2 separate regions of the Homo sapiens genome follow, and region 2 is linked to region 1. Evidence: chromatin contacts called from ENCODE Hi-C or POLR2A ChIA-PET data. All regions are on one chromosome and are shown on one strand. The core of a region is the stretch at or near the end of the contact, and the rest is flanking DNA. Distances in the headings are between cores, read along the strand shown. Region 1 holds the start of EPCART (ERG-positive prostate cancer associated androgen responsive transcript). Region 2 has its middle 240 kb from the start of EPCART.

Region 1 (7,816 bases), core at 1,779-4,278:
AAGTGTTATGTGATTTTAGGGACCTTTCATTTCACTCCAAAGCTTAGATAAAGATTCAAGGAAATTGGTGATCTGGGTACAAGAGAGAAGAGTTTTGAGTATGAATTGGCCAATCCAGTTTTTCCACTCTCAAAGACTGGAGTGCCATACTAGGCCTGTTGAGTCTCAATCCCTTCCTCAAACTTCTGCCCTGCCATGTATCACAGGGGAGCTGAACTCTTCAGGTGTATTTTAGGTTGTATTTGGGTGAAATTACACAACTTAAATTATTTCACCTAAATACAACCTAAAATACACCTGAAGAGTTTGCCCCGCCCCGCCCCCCACGTGATATGTGGCAGGGTGTATTTTAGGTATATTTTAGTATTTCAGGTTGTCCAAGTCAGTTGGCTTCCTGTTGCTCTGGGCCAAGTGTGGAGACATTATTGGGACAGCAGAGCACACAAAAGGAAGGGTATTTCTACCACTCTCACTATGCCTCAGATGATGGTAACTCCATCCTCTCTGCAGCCCCAGTTCCCATCCCCACCACTCAGGCCTACCTGTGGCCTAGCTTCCACCAAGTAGCCCTGGGCCCTGGACCCTGGACCTGTGGGTCCCTCCAGGTGAAGGTGGCAGTGGCTTTCTGCTGCCATCAATCCAAGGTTTCTTTTTTCTCTCTTGGATCATGATTAATACAACTAGGCAGATTTGGGCTAGCAGAAGGGAAGCTATAGAGGGACAATTGGGAGGAGAAAGGAGCCCAAAGTCCTCCACATGAAGTGCTTATGGGGTGAGAAGCCTCATACTCCTCCCTTATGAGATTGTGGGTGGCACTAAAAGAAGGGAATCAGTATCTTATTTCCCAACTGGCTATTTCCTTAATCAGACGCTGAGTCAGGGAGAAGCAGCCTGTGGAGAGAAACAAAGAAGGTGGTTGCCATGGAACAGAGAAGATTCTGGCTTTGGAGTGACAAGAATGTACAAATCTCCCAAAGGCTGCGTGGATATGGGGAAAAGTAGCTGAACCTGAGTCATCTTAGCAGTACTTCCACCTGAGTCCTATTTACAGGCTGTAGATACTCCAGTGGGAAGAGGTTAATGGGGGAAGCTGTAAAGGGGTAGGAAAGACTGGCTAGAGTTGGATTTACCATGTCAGGGAGACTCTTCAGGGCCTTCTGAACTTACCCAATATCCCCTGAGGTAAGCAGTATTTCGGCACAGAGAGGACATCTATTGGTAGCTGGTGTTTTCTAGATGAGCAGCAATACCCAACAGAAAATTCTGCAACAAAAAGAATTGGGTGAAGAGACTATTTTGTTTCTTCTCCTCTGATCCCACCTCAAGTCATTAAAGAAGCTAGATCTTGATGTGGAGAAAGAAGAGGTTTTGTGCAACCAGATTGGCTTCATGGTTTTGGAGTCGGGAGGAGGGGCAGGCCAGACCCCTTTGGGGCGCCTGTTTTACAAGCTGAGCTAGGTAAAATTACATGATTTATATGAACTATGACAATGATCAATTATCAATGGAATCTGCCTGAGATATCATTCAGGGGCAAGAAAGCAGAAGTTGACCAATCATATGATTAGAAAAAGAAAATTGCTTCTGATTAATATCCATTGAGTTCAAACCATTTAGTGAAACAGTTACCCTTAAACTATCAGCTCATCTAGAACAGAGTTTTGCAAACAACATTTTGTGGGCCAGTAAAACAGATTTTTAACACCTTGCATTTTTACCTCTCTGATCCCTTCTCAGAACCACCAGCAGATTTGACAACTGTTTTCCTCCTTACTCTGTCTCTTCCTTGACTATACAGTAGAAAATAGAGAATTCAATTTATTCAACTCTTTGTAATGTATGTGGTTATTTGAATCCTGTTGTATTCATACAGAACATGAGCTTTGTTCCTATATTTTCATATAATTGTTAATAAGTTATAAGAAGGTTTGAGGCTGTGGCATATAAACACAGCACATAAACATATATTTCTATATAACATAATCTTCCCACTTTTACTACATATTTTTACTAGACTGTTCTGGAAAAGCTATTTGTACATATTTCTTTGTGCACACAAGTTCCTCAGCTAACGGCTTTGCTCTGTTTTTATAGAACATGTTGTATATGGTTAAAAAATGTCTTTCACATAAGCCACATTTTTCCTGTTTTTGTTTACTTGTCTGTATTGCACCTCAATTAGCAAATCGTGCAGTCTTCTCTCCCTGTCATAATAACATAAACTATCTCCATTTTAGGCTGTTCGATGTAAAACAAAAATCCCCAAATTTCCACTAGATGGTGCTATGAGAATGCAAACTTCTTTGGTCAGGGTATATATAAAATCCTCAGTTATTGCAGCCTGTTATTTTGGCTTGTGAAACAGGTCTGCCCCCCACTAAATTAGATGCACAGGGATGATTTAATATTTAGTTAAGAGACGATGCAATATTTCCCACAAGTCTCTGAGGAGCCCAGGCAAAACAATGAAGAGGCATTTTTCGTCTAATCCTCATCCATACCACTTCTTCTTACCTGGCCTTTTTGGTATGCTACTCCATAGATACCTAGGAACAACCCCATAGTGGCAACATCTTTTGACCCCGGTCACTGCCACCGTCTATGGCTTCTTTACCCAGTCTTCCCTCCTTGGCTGGAGGGGGCTAATGGATTTATTACATTACTGACTGTCAGCAATTATTTTTTGACAATTTGTTCAGTGGTTTTCAAAGTGTGATTTCCCAGACCAGCAGTGTCATCTGGGAGGTTGTTACAATTGCAAATTCTCAGACTTCAGCTCGGACCTACTGAATTGGATGGGAGTGGAGACCAGCAATCTGCATTTTCACAAACCTCCCCGAGGTGATTCTAATGTGTAGGAAAGTTGAGAACCAGTGTGTTAAATACTTCCTGGGAACAAAACTGCCTTATCCTATTTGGATTAACCTCATTCCTGAAAGCCCTCAAAGAACAACTTTAAAGGTGGATAGGTGGGTGAAGAAATTTTTAAAGGTGTTGCCAGGTACAGTGGCTCACCCCTTTAATCCCAGCACTTTGGGAGGCTGAGTCAGGTGGATCACTTGAGCCCAGGAGTTCAAGACCAGCCTGGGCAGCATGCTGAAACCCTGTCTGTACAAAAACAAACAAACAAAAAATTAGCTGGGCGTGGTGGTGCACGGCTGTCCCAAGCTACTCAGAAGGCTGAGGTAGGAGAATCCGTTGGGCCCGGGAGGTTGAGGCTGCAGTGAGCCAAGATGGCGCCACTGCATTCCACCCTAGGCAACAGAGTGAGACCCTGTCTCAAAAAGGAAAAAAAAGTTTAAGGCGAGCATTTGTTCTACTTGGCCTACTCTGCTTTCCCTTTGGGTTGCTCTGCTCCCCTTGGGCTGCTTTGCTCTCCCTTTGGGTTCTGCCTGTCACTGAGGAGTCCTCACTGCAAAGGAATAGTGAAGCCTGTATCTAATGTGTAAATGTAGGAGAGTATGATTAGTAACTCACTTTTTTTTTTTTTTTTTTTTTAAAGAGATGCCCAGGAAGGCAGCCAGATGGCAGCATCGTTCCTACACTGTCTCTGCACTCCCAAAGGCAGTTTCTGGCCCTTTACTGTAGTCAAAGGAGATCGCGTAGCAGCGGTCGTTTATTGGCTAGGCTGTTTGTCTTTTTTCTCTACTGCAGCATGAGTCAGAACCCACAGAGAGAACCAGAGAGGAACAACCCGTTGATTAATGGGTCAGAGAGCTATGTAAGACTGTGATCTCCTATTGTCCCTGTTTCACGGAACAAATGTGGGGGATGCTACAAAGATTCAACACTAGGTAGACATCTAATGAAGCTGGGTTGCCATCAATCAGTTCAAACAGGTGTCTGGAATAGCTGTGTCTTCTGTCTTTTGATAAACACTGAGTACCTGCACATACAATTCCCTGGGAGCTTTTAAATCTCCTGATGCCCAGGCTGCACCCTAGACCAACCACATCAGAATCAGGAGAATGGTTTTAGGGCATCAGTACAGCTTTAAATCTTCCCAGGGGATACTAATGAGCATGAAGGGCTGGGAACCATGATATTAAAGACGTTGAGATGAAATTTGTGGCAAAGTTATTTCAATTGAGAAACCTGGGTTATTGTCTTATACCGTACTGTCAATTTCAACAGTGGAGTTTGTTGTTTTGGCCAGTTTTGATCTTGGCAAGTTTCGATATTCGAAATGGATTTTGTTGTATGACAGAAGGGGGCATCATCTCCTCTCCACCCCACACCACCTCCTTCTCTCTTTCCCCCTCCTCCTTCTCACTTGTTGTTCTGTTTTGTGTTTTGTTTTGTTTTGGAGGGGTGAAGACTGAAAATTTAAAACTGTGGCTACAAAATGGGCATATTACTGCTACTTAAAAGAAAAATTCTGACCAAAAATATATAGTCAATATTCTGAGTTTAAAATATTCTAAACTGTAAAAACCTTCTGTTTTTGCCTTCTGCCACATGTTCTTAGGTACCCTCAGGCTACAGTCCTTATTTTAAAGGATATGATAGTAAGAAAGTTACATCAGCCTTGATGAAAAGCTGTGAATTTAATCTTAGGAGCTCACACTGACTAGAGAGAATGAAAACATTCTATCATAATTGCTTGAAAAACTGTAGAACTACTCACTAGAGTTGGATATTGGTCTATAACCAAAACTCCTTTTGTATGGAACAAAGTGAGTTTCATGAAACTCTTTGTAAAAGATTTTCTTTATCCTGGAAAATCCTATATGTTTCCATGTAAAATTCTTAATAATAGGTAGAATGAAAGCTGGAGGGAAATATAATTGTGACATGTGAAGTATGAAATATACTTCAACTTAGTATAGAAGTATAGGCTTAATTCTTTGCACCAAGGGGCATCTAGAAACCATCTCCAGAAGCTTTCGGTGATACCTTATTAATCCTTCTCTAGGTGTACCACTTAGGAAATGTAAATGGTACTAAAAGAAATAATTTGTTAGGTCCTTAATCCCACAAAAGTTGATTAAGTCATTGTCTGTGAATAAAGACTAGGTGAGAAAATTGGGAGCTTTGGGAAAAGGGAGCCCAAGGAAAAAGTGGAACAGGCTGGAAAAAAAGGAAAGTGAATTAAAGAATAGGGAATCAGATTTCTTTTCCATTTTGACTTAAGGATATGTCAGGGCCAAAACTATAGAAATTTGAAATTGGTTCATTTAGAGGATCAATGCTCTTTTTTCAAGTGATTTTTTTCCTAAGTGATTCTTTTCCTAAGCAAGTCACACTGATTTTTTGGTTTCCAAACTCATTGACTTATGGGCAGTTTGGAGAATTAAAAAAAGGTATAGACTACTAAGGCGTCTTGTGTACCAGACAAAGGTTTCTTGGATTCTGAGGATTTATTTCATTACTATAGATATCTCTAAGGCAGCATGACCTATAAATAATTTAGGCAATCTCCTACATATGGAGAAATAATAATTAGGAAGGGGCAAACTTTTGAAATTACAGTTTAGATTTAGTTTAGATTTAAAATTGCACACACAGTCTCCCTAACAAACGTTAAGCACTTCTGTCTGTTGGAGATTAGCAAAGAGTTTGAGGAACTTATTTTACATTGGATCTAGTTTGTCCTTTAATTGGTAAACCTCAATTCCAATGGCACTACAGGTTGAGTACTCCTTATTTGAAATGCTTGGAAGAGGAGAATTGTTTTGGATTTTGTATTTTGAATACAGGCATACCTTGGAGATATTGCAGGTTCAGTTCCAGACCACTGCAATAAATCAAATACTGCAATAAAGCGAGTCACACTGATTTTTTGGTTTCTAAGCACATGTAAAAGTTATGTTTACACTATAATGTAGTCTATTAAGTGTACAATAGCATTTCTTTAAATGTACACATCTTAATTTAAAAATATTGTTAAGAAATGCTAACAGTCATCTGAAATTAGTGAGTTGTAATTCTTTTACTGGTAGAGTCTTGCCTGGATGTTGATGGCTGCTGACTGATCAGTGTGGTGGCTGCTGAAGGCTGGGGTGGCTGCAGCAATTTTAAAAAATGAGACGATAAGGTTTGCCACGTTGCTGGATTCTTCCTTTCACCAAAGATTTCTCTGTGGTATTTGATGTTCCTTGATAGCATTTTATCCACAGAAAAAACTTTTCAAAATTATAGCCATTCCTCTTAAACTCTGCCACTTCTTCATCAACTAAATTTACATAATATTCTAAATCCTCTGTTTTCATTTCACCAATGTTCACAGTATCTGCACTAAGAGTAAATACCATCCTAGCAAACCACTTTCTTTGTTCATCTATAAGAAACAATTCCCCATCTTTTAAAGTTTTTTCATTAGATTGTGGTAATTCAGTCATATATTTAGGCTCCACTTATAATTCTAGTTCTCTTGCTATTTCTGCCACGTGTGCACTTCCTCCACTAAAGACTTGAACCTCTCAAAGTCATCTGTGAGGATTGGAATCCACTTCTAAACTGTGAATGTTGATATTTTCACTTCTCCCATGAATCACAAATGTTCTTAATGACACTAGAATGGTGAATCCTTTCCAGAAAGTTTTCAGTTTGCTTTGCCCAGATCCTTCAGAGGAATCCACTATGTCAGCTTTAGTCTTACAAAAAATGTATTTCTTAAATAATAAGACTTGAAAGTTAAGATTATTCTTTGATTCATGGGCTACAGAATGAATGTTGTATTAGGCATGAAAACAACATTAATATCTTTGTACATCTCCATCAGAGCTTTTGGGTGACCAAGTGCATTGTCAATGAGCAGTAATACTTTGAAAGGAATCTTTTTTTCCTCTAAGCAGTAGCTCTTGACAGTAGCACTTAAATATTCAGGAAATCATGCCATAAACAGATGTGCTGTCATCCAGGCTTTATTGTTCCATTTGCAGAGCACAGGCAGAGTAGACTTAGCATAATCCTTAAGGGCCCTAGTATTTTCGGAATGGTAAAGGAGCATCGACTTCAACTTAAAGTCACTAGCTGCATTAGCATGTAATAAGAGAGTCAGCCTATTCTTTGTAACTTTGAAGCCAGGTATTGATTTCTCCTCTTTGTAATGAAAGTCCTAGATGGCATCTTCTTCCAATAGATGGCTGTTTCATCTGCATTGAAAATCTGTTGTTTAGTGTAGCCACTTTTATCAATAATCTTAGCTAGATCTTCTGGATAACTTGCTGCAGCTTCTACATCAGCACTTGCTGCTTCACCTTGCACTTTTATGTAATGAAGATTGTTTCTTTCCTTCAACCTCATGAACCAAACTCTCCTAGCTTCAAACTTTTTTTCTGTAGTTTTGTCACCTCTTTCAGCCTTTGTAGAATTGAAGAGAAATAGGGCCTTGCTGTGGATTAGGTTTCAGCTTAAGGGAATGTTGTGATTATTTTGATCTTCTATCCAGACCACAACTTTCTCCGTATCAGCAATAGGGCTGTTTTGCTTTCTTATCGTTTGTGTGTTCACTGGAGTGACACTTTTAATTTCCTTCCAGAACTTTTCCTTTGCATTCACAACTTGGTTAACTGTTTGACACAAGAGGTCTGGCTTTTGGCCCATCTCAGTTTTAGACACACCTTTCTCACTAAGTTTAACCATTTCTAGCTTTCTATTTAAAGTGAGAGACATATGACTCTTCCTTTTACTTGAAAATTTAGATGCCATTTTAGGATTATTCATTGGTCTAGTTTTAATATTGTTGTGTTTTAGGGAAAGGAAATCCTGAGGAGAGGGGGAGAGATAGGGGAATGGCGGTCAGGTCAGTGGATCCGTCAGAACACAACATTTATTTATTAAGTTTGCTGTCTTATACAGGCATGATTCTTGG
Region 2 (7,816 bases), core at 1,684-4,183, 230 kb after region 1:
TCATATTTTCTTTTTGGATTGATCCTTTTATAATTGTATAATGACCTTCTTTGTCTTTTTTTTTAACTGTTGTTGCTCTAATGTCTGCTATATCTGATATGAAAATAGCTACTTCTGATCACTTTTTGTTTCCATTTGTACGGGATATCTTTTTCCACCTCTTTACCTTGAGTTTAAATAAATCCTTATGTGTTAGGTGAGCCTCTTGAAGACAGCAGATATTTGGTTTGTAATATTTTTTTACCAATTTTACCAATCTATATCTTTTAAGTAGAGCATTCAGGCCACTTACATTCATTGTTAATATTGAGTTGTGAGGTATTGTTTCATTCATTATGTTTATTATTACCTATATCCTTTGTTTTCTTCATTGTGTTATTGTTTTATAGGTCCTGTGAGTTTTATGCTTTCTAGAGGTTCTATTTTTGGTTCATATAGAGCTTTTGCTTCAAGATTTAGAATGCCTTTTAGTATTTCTTGTAGAGCTGGTCTGATAATGACAAATTCCCTCAGCATTTGTTTGTGTGAAGATGTCTTTATTTCTTCTTCATTTATGAAACTTTGTTTTGTTGAACACAAAATTCTTGGCGGTTATTCTGTTTAGGGAGGCTAAAGATAGGATCTGAATTCCCTCTGGCTTGTAAGGTTTCTGCTGAGAAGTCTGCTGTTAGTCTGATAAGTTTTCCTTTAGAGATTATCTGATGCTTTTATCTCATTGCTCTTAGAATTCTTTTCTTCATGTTAACATTAGATAGCCTGATGACCATATGTCTTAGTTAAGTCCTTTTTGTGATGAATCTTCCAGGAGAGATTCTTTGAGCTTCTTGTATTTGAATATCTAAGTCTCCACTAAAGCCAGGGAAGTTTTCCTCAATTATTCCCTCATATAAGTTTACAATCTTTTTGCTTTCTCTTCTCCCTCAGGAACATCAATTATTCTTAGGTTTGGCCATTTTGCATAATCCCATATTCCTTGGAGATTTTGTTAATTTCTTTTGATTCTTTTTACTTTACTTATGTCTGGTTGAGTTAATTTGAAAGCCTTGTCTTTGAGCACTGGAATTCTTCCTTCTACTTGTTCTAGTCTGTTATTAAAACTTTCCACTGCATTTTATGAATGGGTGGAAATGTACCATAAGTGAGCCTTCATTTTCAGAAGTTCTGATTTGTTTTTCTTTAAGACATCTACCTCTTTAGAAAAGTTTCATTCGTATCCTGAATTGTTTTTTAAATTTCTTTATGTTGATTTTCACCTCTCTGTGATATTTCCTTGAGTAGTTTAATAATCAATCTTTTGAATTCTTTATCTGCTATTTCAAAGATTTGGTCTTGGTTTGGGTCCATTGCTGGATAGCTAGTGTGATCTTTTGGGTGTGTTATAGAACCTTGTTTTGTCATATTACCAGAATTATTTTTCTGGTAATTATTATAGAGAGTCTTTGTATGATGGCATTCTCAGATGCTCATTGTAGTCCCAATGTGTACGGTGTGTGAGCAAGTTCACTGTTTCCTATGGGGTTGGAATGGCAGTGATCTCTTGAAGCTTATCTAATTCCCTTGTGGTGTGTACTTTTTTATTTATGTATTTTTTTCCCCAGTATTTTATTTACTGGTTGAATAGTTCAGGCTTCAGGCCAGTAGAGGGGGTGTCCATGGGTAGAAACCAGTTGTGGCTAAAGCAGGTGGGTAAATGCCATACCCAATGGAGGGCAGAAGTCCTAGCCTTGACAGAGGTGGCTGGGGGACCTTTCAGTGAAATGCACTGAGGTCTTATCAGGAGGAAGTGTGGGAGCTACCTTCACTCCCCTGCGAGGCCAGCATGAAAGCTATCCACCTCCCAGACACACTTTTAACTCAGTGTTCTAGCTATTCAGATTAGACAGGCACCTCTTTTTATCTGCAGGAATGTTAATGTTCCAAGTAAAGAGGAATTGTGACTTTATGTCTCATGCCAGCCTGAACCTGAAGGATGCTCCTTCTGTGGGGATGCAGTCACCCTGAAGTTTTCCACGAAGTCTATTTATAGGTATACCCATGCCAAACTCCTGTGGAAGAAGCTTCAGCTGTGTCTGCAGCGGTGGATGAGTGGGAAAAGAAGTCCCCTTCTCCAAGTCCCTTCACAAGCACCAGAGTTGCCTGATTATTGGGGTACAGCTTCAGACTTTCCCTGCTGAGCCCAGCACTTCAAGTGTCCCCCTGCTGAATGAAACTTTTCACCAGCAGAAAGGTCTGGGAGTCAAGGCCCATTGTCCAGAATCTTTTGATCCATGGGGTGTTCCCTTGATGTGATACACTCTTCCTTACCCTAGGAGTAGGAGTCCTTGAACACCAGACTACTGTGAATGCTATTGCTCCTCTGGGTCTAGCCACCCAGTGGGGCTGCCACACTTTAGGCAGGTGCTGGAAAATGTCTACAAGGGATGCAATGATATTACCTGTCCTCAAGTCTCCCAGCAGCAAGTACCAGCACCATTTGTGATGGGAGTGGCAAGCGAGTGACATGGAATCTATGAGATTTCTTGGTTATAGATATCCTTATTCTGTTTGCTTTCTCAAATGCCAATTGTAGTATTAATGAACTGATCATGTGGATAGACTCAGGACCTCAGGCCATGCTGCTGCAGGCAATGGTTATAAGTGAAGCCACACACAAGTTTTCTCATTTGGTGCAGTGTTATTCCACCAGGAGGTGCTGTAATGGACTGTGCTGGTTGGCCTGAAGCCAGGAGGTGGCACTTGCAAAAGAGTGCCAACTTCTATAATAGCAGTGGGATTTGTGCTTGCCAATGTTACCTAAGGGAGGTACTCTGGTTTCTCAGGCAAGGGGTAGGGTCATAAAGCTCCTGAAAGTTTCTGTCCTTTGTGTTAAGCTGCCACAGCAGGTGGCGGCTGAGTGGGGGCTGTGTCAGGCAGGTCTGCACTTGGACTTTCTGAGTGGGGCAGGCAGGAGCCCTGTGGGGGTCAGAGGGCAGTTCTCTGGCTACTGGGGTAATGTTCCAGGGACAAGTATAGCTGCCTCTGCTGCACAGAACACTTCACACAGGAAATGGAGAGAAGCAGGTGGCACTAAGCTCCACCCAGATACCACACACTTGGCAAGGCAGATCTTACACCCACAGGTTTCTAGCAGCAGCAAGCTAAGTTCCAGTTTGAGCTCTCAGAACTCAAAACTGCCCCAGGCCATAAGCCTTCCCATGGCAATAGCAACTATGGCTTTCATGCCATGCCCCTCCCAGTTTGCCTGCAAAGTCAGGATGCCCAGATCCTGTGTTTGTGACTGCAGTGCACTTCTCACCTGCCCTCCAGCTCTGGCCAAGGGAGTTCATCCCCACTTAAGGTTATGTTGAGAAGTTCAGCTGTGAGTTTCTGTCAACCTGCAACCACTGCCTGAGTTAGCTGGCAGACTTCTACGAGGTCCCCTGTGAGGTAGAATAAGGAGTGGCTTCCCTTGGTCCACACTGGAGACTGAGAATACAAACAAGGCTCTTCCTCATGCTGCTCCTACTTTTATATTTATCACTGCTCCCTAAATCGGTTCCATTACTTGGTAATGTTGAGGTCTTCCCCCATGACCTGGACTTCCAGGTTCCCTGGTGGGAGTGTATATTCTGGAGGCAGTCTCTCTTCATCTCACACTCTGGGAAGTTAGAGTTTTCCACCTGGCTCGTGGAATAGGCTACAGCCTGTTGCTTCCTTCAGAGGGTTTACGGATTCTTTCAGATTTCCTGTTAAGTTCCTGTGTTGGTTCTTTGAGAAAAGTTCACAGTGTGAATCTCTACACACTACTTTGTCTTTCCAAATGGGAGAGACATGCTAACACTGCCTCCAATCCACCATCTTGGAGAAAAATAAAATGGCAATTAGTATTCATAAATGAGCAATATCCCTCTGACTTGGCTCCTTTCTGCCCCATCCTGTTTAGCAAGATAGATATGCAGTCTATTACTTATTTAGGGTCTTTCTAAAACTTTAATTATTCATCCTCTAATCCACAATGCAACATTTTTCTGAGCCTCCTAGACCTTTGGCACCTCTGTGACATTTCAGGTGGCTCTGTGACATTTCAGGTTTACCTTGATATAACAAACTGGTCTTGCAATTTTACTCCACTGATTACAGAGCTGTTTCTAGTCAGTTCTCCCCACACATGCCACCAAATGACTAAAGTGGTGTTTGAAAGGTATGTACCAGAAATGGCATATATTGGATTGAAAACTAAAGTGGTCAGTAGAAAGATATATGCCATAAATCATGCTTTAGGATGAGTGTACCTCATATACTCTCTAAAAATAAATAATTAGGAGCTCATTTATAAATATAAATTTACCATACACAATAGAATACTATTCAGCCATAAAAAAGTATAAAATTCTGTCATTCACAGCAAGATTGATGATCCTGGAGGACATTGTGTTAAGTGAAATAAGACAGGCACGGAAAGTTAAATATTGTATGTTCACACTCATATGTGAAATCTGAAACTTTGTTCTAATGGAAGTAGAAAGTAGAATAGTGGTTACTATAGGCTGAAAAAGGTGTAGTGGGCGATAAAGAGAAGGTGGTTAATGGATACAAAAGTATAGCTGAAGAGAAGAAATGAGTTCCAGTGTTCTATAGCACTGTAGGGTGACTATGGTTAACAATAATTTATTGTGTCTTTTCAAATAGCTAGAAGAGATTTTGAATATACTCAACAAAAAGAAATAATAAATGTTTGAGGTGATGGATATGCTAATTACCTGGATTTGATCATTGCACACTGTATACATGTACTGAAATATTACACTGTATCCCATAAATATGTAAAATTATTATGTGTCAATTAAAAGTAATAGTAAAAATTTAATAAAACAAAAAAATCAGATCCACAAAGTCTGTCACATTTTTTTCTACTATGCAATATTATTTTTTCTTGAAATTTCTATTTTGAAAATTGTCAAACTTTCACAGAAGCTAACATTTTGTTACATTTGCCTTAACTTTTTTTTTTCTTGCTCCTATTTTTCCCTAGAACTTAGCCCTCTTTACTTCAGCATAGATTTGCTAAGTCTAAGGACATTATCATACATAATTGAAGTATTTTATAATACCTAAGAAATTAATAATACTTTCACAATGTCATTTAGTATCTGGGCCAATCCAAATTTTCTCAATGATCCCTAAATATATATTTTTTTCTCAACACTTTTCAGCAGAGAAACAAAATTACTGGAGGGAAAAACCACTAGTATCTTCATGATACCTTCTTATGTTGTCTAAATGGAATTCCTCTACTATCTGTCTTAGATGACAGTGTCTTCATCTCATATGGGCATGAGGTTATGGCATAGATGAATAGAAGGTAGCCATAATGTGAGTTTGTCACCTTTTGTGCAGGAATGTCTCTGTGTGTATTAACTATATGTAGAGAAACTCAAAGAAATGAGGTACAGTGCCCATCCTCTGAGTGCACAAAAGGGAAAAAGGATCTGATTTTTGTTCCTAGTGGTCTGGGCAAATTTGAGCACTTATTTCAGGTTTACCTTGATATAACAAATTGGTTTTGCAATTCCTCTCTGCAGAGTTTGAATCTCATCAAACTGCCAACAATAACTATTTTATATCTTGAGACACTTTAGATATTTGTTGCATCTTTCTTTATATAAATTGACTAATACACAACTTAACTGCTTCTTGTTGCTGATTACAGTGTCTTTGAAGCTTATGCTATATTTTCTTTGAATTATTCTTATATTTTAGTTTTTACTTTTGAAGATGTCAGGGTTCTCCATTCCTTTCTTTTTAAATGCTTTTTAGAAATTTTGGTGCATTTTCTGTTTCCTTGAATGCATTTCTGAAACCAAAAGAATGTTATTCAGGTGTACTTTTATGATGTGTGAATTTTACTTTTCAAAACCTTTTAACAGATATTTAAATAAAAAAACAACTATAAAAATGGCTAATTTTAGCATAGGATCATTTGGAGAAATGTCAACAGGTTAACTTGCAGGAGAAATTAATGGTGAGACTACTGGACTGTGAAAATAAAAGGAGAAAATTTGACTAGGTTAACTATTCAAGTACGACCTTATAGAATAGCCTGTCAATTTGGCACTGAAAAGACAGGCCAGTGACCCAAATTGGACTTTTTTCTATTTTCTTAAGATTAAGGTAGTTAATCTGTGATTTTCCTAAGAACTATCTTTCTACAACTTCAGGGTAGGTGTGTGATTTCCAAATAAATAGGTCCAGCTTTGGTTCATGTAGCAAGTGAGATGAAAATAGAATTTTCTATTTTGAGTATGTTAATGGAATTAAGTATGAAGCTCTTAAGGGACATTAATAAATAATAGAAAATATAAGCCTGAAATGTAATAATGTACTTATATTTTAATATAATATTATGGTGAAACTAATAATATTTAAGCTGTGGCAAATGTATGAATTTTGGCATGTAGTATGAATAGATTGTTTATTCTTTAGTGCTGTGTTAGACACACAAATAAAATCTGATCTTTTAAAATATTCATTAATTTTAATATAAAACTCCATTATGTGCTTCTAGAAAATAGTACATAATTTAAGTGAAGAGGGATGTCGAAAAGCTGCTTAAGATTATAAAAGATCACTTCAGGACTGTAATTTGTCTTGTTATTCATGAGTTTTGAATTTTCGAGTCAAATAATGGCATCCAACTTCATTTTTAAGACTGTGTGTGCTATTCCACAACCTTTTAGGGTGATGTCATTCTTATTCTGTAGCATCAGCTTCTGAGAGATTTTACATCATTAGTAGAAATATTTACAGTTTCTTTACAAAACATAGAATCAGGTCTTTAGAACTCTTTTTGTTCATCTGTTTGTTTTACTGAATAGGCAATTGTGGAACATCTCTTTTTTCCTGAATAATGCCTTAAGAAATGAAAATTTTATTGTGAATAGAGCAAAGACTTGGAACCAACCCAAATGCCCATCAGTGATAGACTGGATAAAGAAAATGTGGCACATATACGCCATGGAATACTATGCAGCCATAAAAAATGATAAGTTCATGTCCTTTGCAGGGACATGGATGAAACTGGAAACTATCATTCTCAGAAAGCTAATACAGGAATAGAAAACCAAACACCACATATTCTCACTCATAAGTGGGAGTTGAACGAGAACACGTGGACACAGGGAGGGGAACACACTGGGACTTGTCCGGGGGTGGGGAGATGGGGGAGGGATAGCATTAGGAGAAATACGTAATGTAGATGATAGGTTGCTGGGTGCAGCAAACTACCAAGGCATGTGTATACCTATGTAACAAACCTGCACGCTCTACGCATGTATCCCAGAACTTGAAGTATAATTTAAAAAAAAAAAAATGAAACTTCTATCATCCCCTTACCCTGCCATTGCCATACTTGGGCACTAAAAGTATGTGTAATATTAATGTGTGATATACAGTTTAAAATGCTTGCTGGTGGAATGGCTACAACTTAAACTGTTAGAAATGCCCTCTCCCATGATCCATCCCCCAGCAGATGGGTACTTTGTCCAGCAGCTGTGCTTCTTCAGCAAGTCGTTGTTACCCTGTCTCATTTCTCCTAGGTACTATATCACTGAGCTCTCTGCTCTGCTGGAACGCTTCTTCTATAGGCTTGCTGCAGAGTTTAAAGAGGAAAAGGTCCCTCAGTGTCATGAGAGACTTTTCACGACAGTAATCTTTTGCTATCAGAGGTGAAATATCCAGGCTATAGAGGTAGTAGCTTTTGCTGTGACTGCTGCTTAGATAGAAAGCTTAAACTCCTTGAGTTGTTAGTCTTGTATCTGAGGTTTTAAATTCATTCAGC

What was found. A loop is a pair of places that touch in the nucleus more often than their neighbours do. ChIA-PET counts read pairs that join two places held with the same protein, here RNA polymerase II (POLR2A). Pooled maps may share reads with other maps.
Region 2: a pooled map shows a loop between it and region 1 (3-fold over the local background). The contact joins the enhancer-like site here to the promoter of EPCART in region 1. A Hi-C loop is called at or near these places in 1 of 168 maps with a recorded cell type or tissue (PC-3), 1 of 37 single-sample maps with no recorded cell type and 2 of 50 pooled maps. POLR2A ChIA-PET finds 5 or more read pairs at or near these places in 1 of 52 experiments (K562).

Annotation. Positions count from the first base shown.
Region 1 is chr2:180,122,166-180,129,981 of GRCh38, forward strand. It overlaps EPCART (ERG-positive prostate cancer associated androgen responsive transcript), which reads right to left and starts at 3,029. Exons shown (of 4, transcript XR_923634.3): 1 at 2,515-3,029; 2 at 1,168-1,263.
Region 2 is chr2:180,357,023-180,364,838 of GRCh38, forward strand. No RefSeq gene overlaps it. Among named protein-coding and RNA genes, the nearest start is that of EPCART, 240 kb to the left of the region's middle. Within about 2 kb of position 2,934, at least 4 of the 41 ENCODE cell types and tissues checked have a DNase peak (open chromatin) inside an H3K27ac peak, as active enhancers do.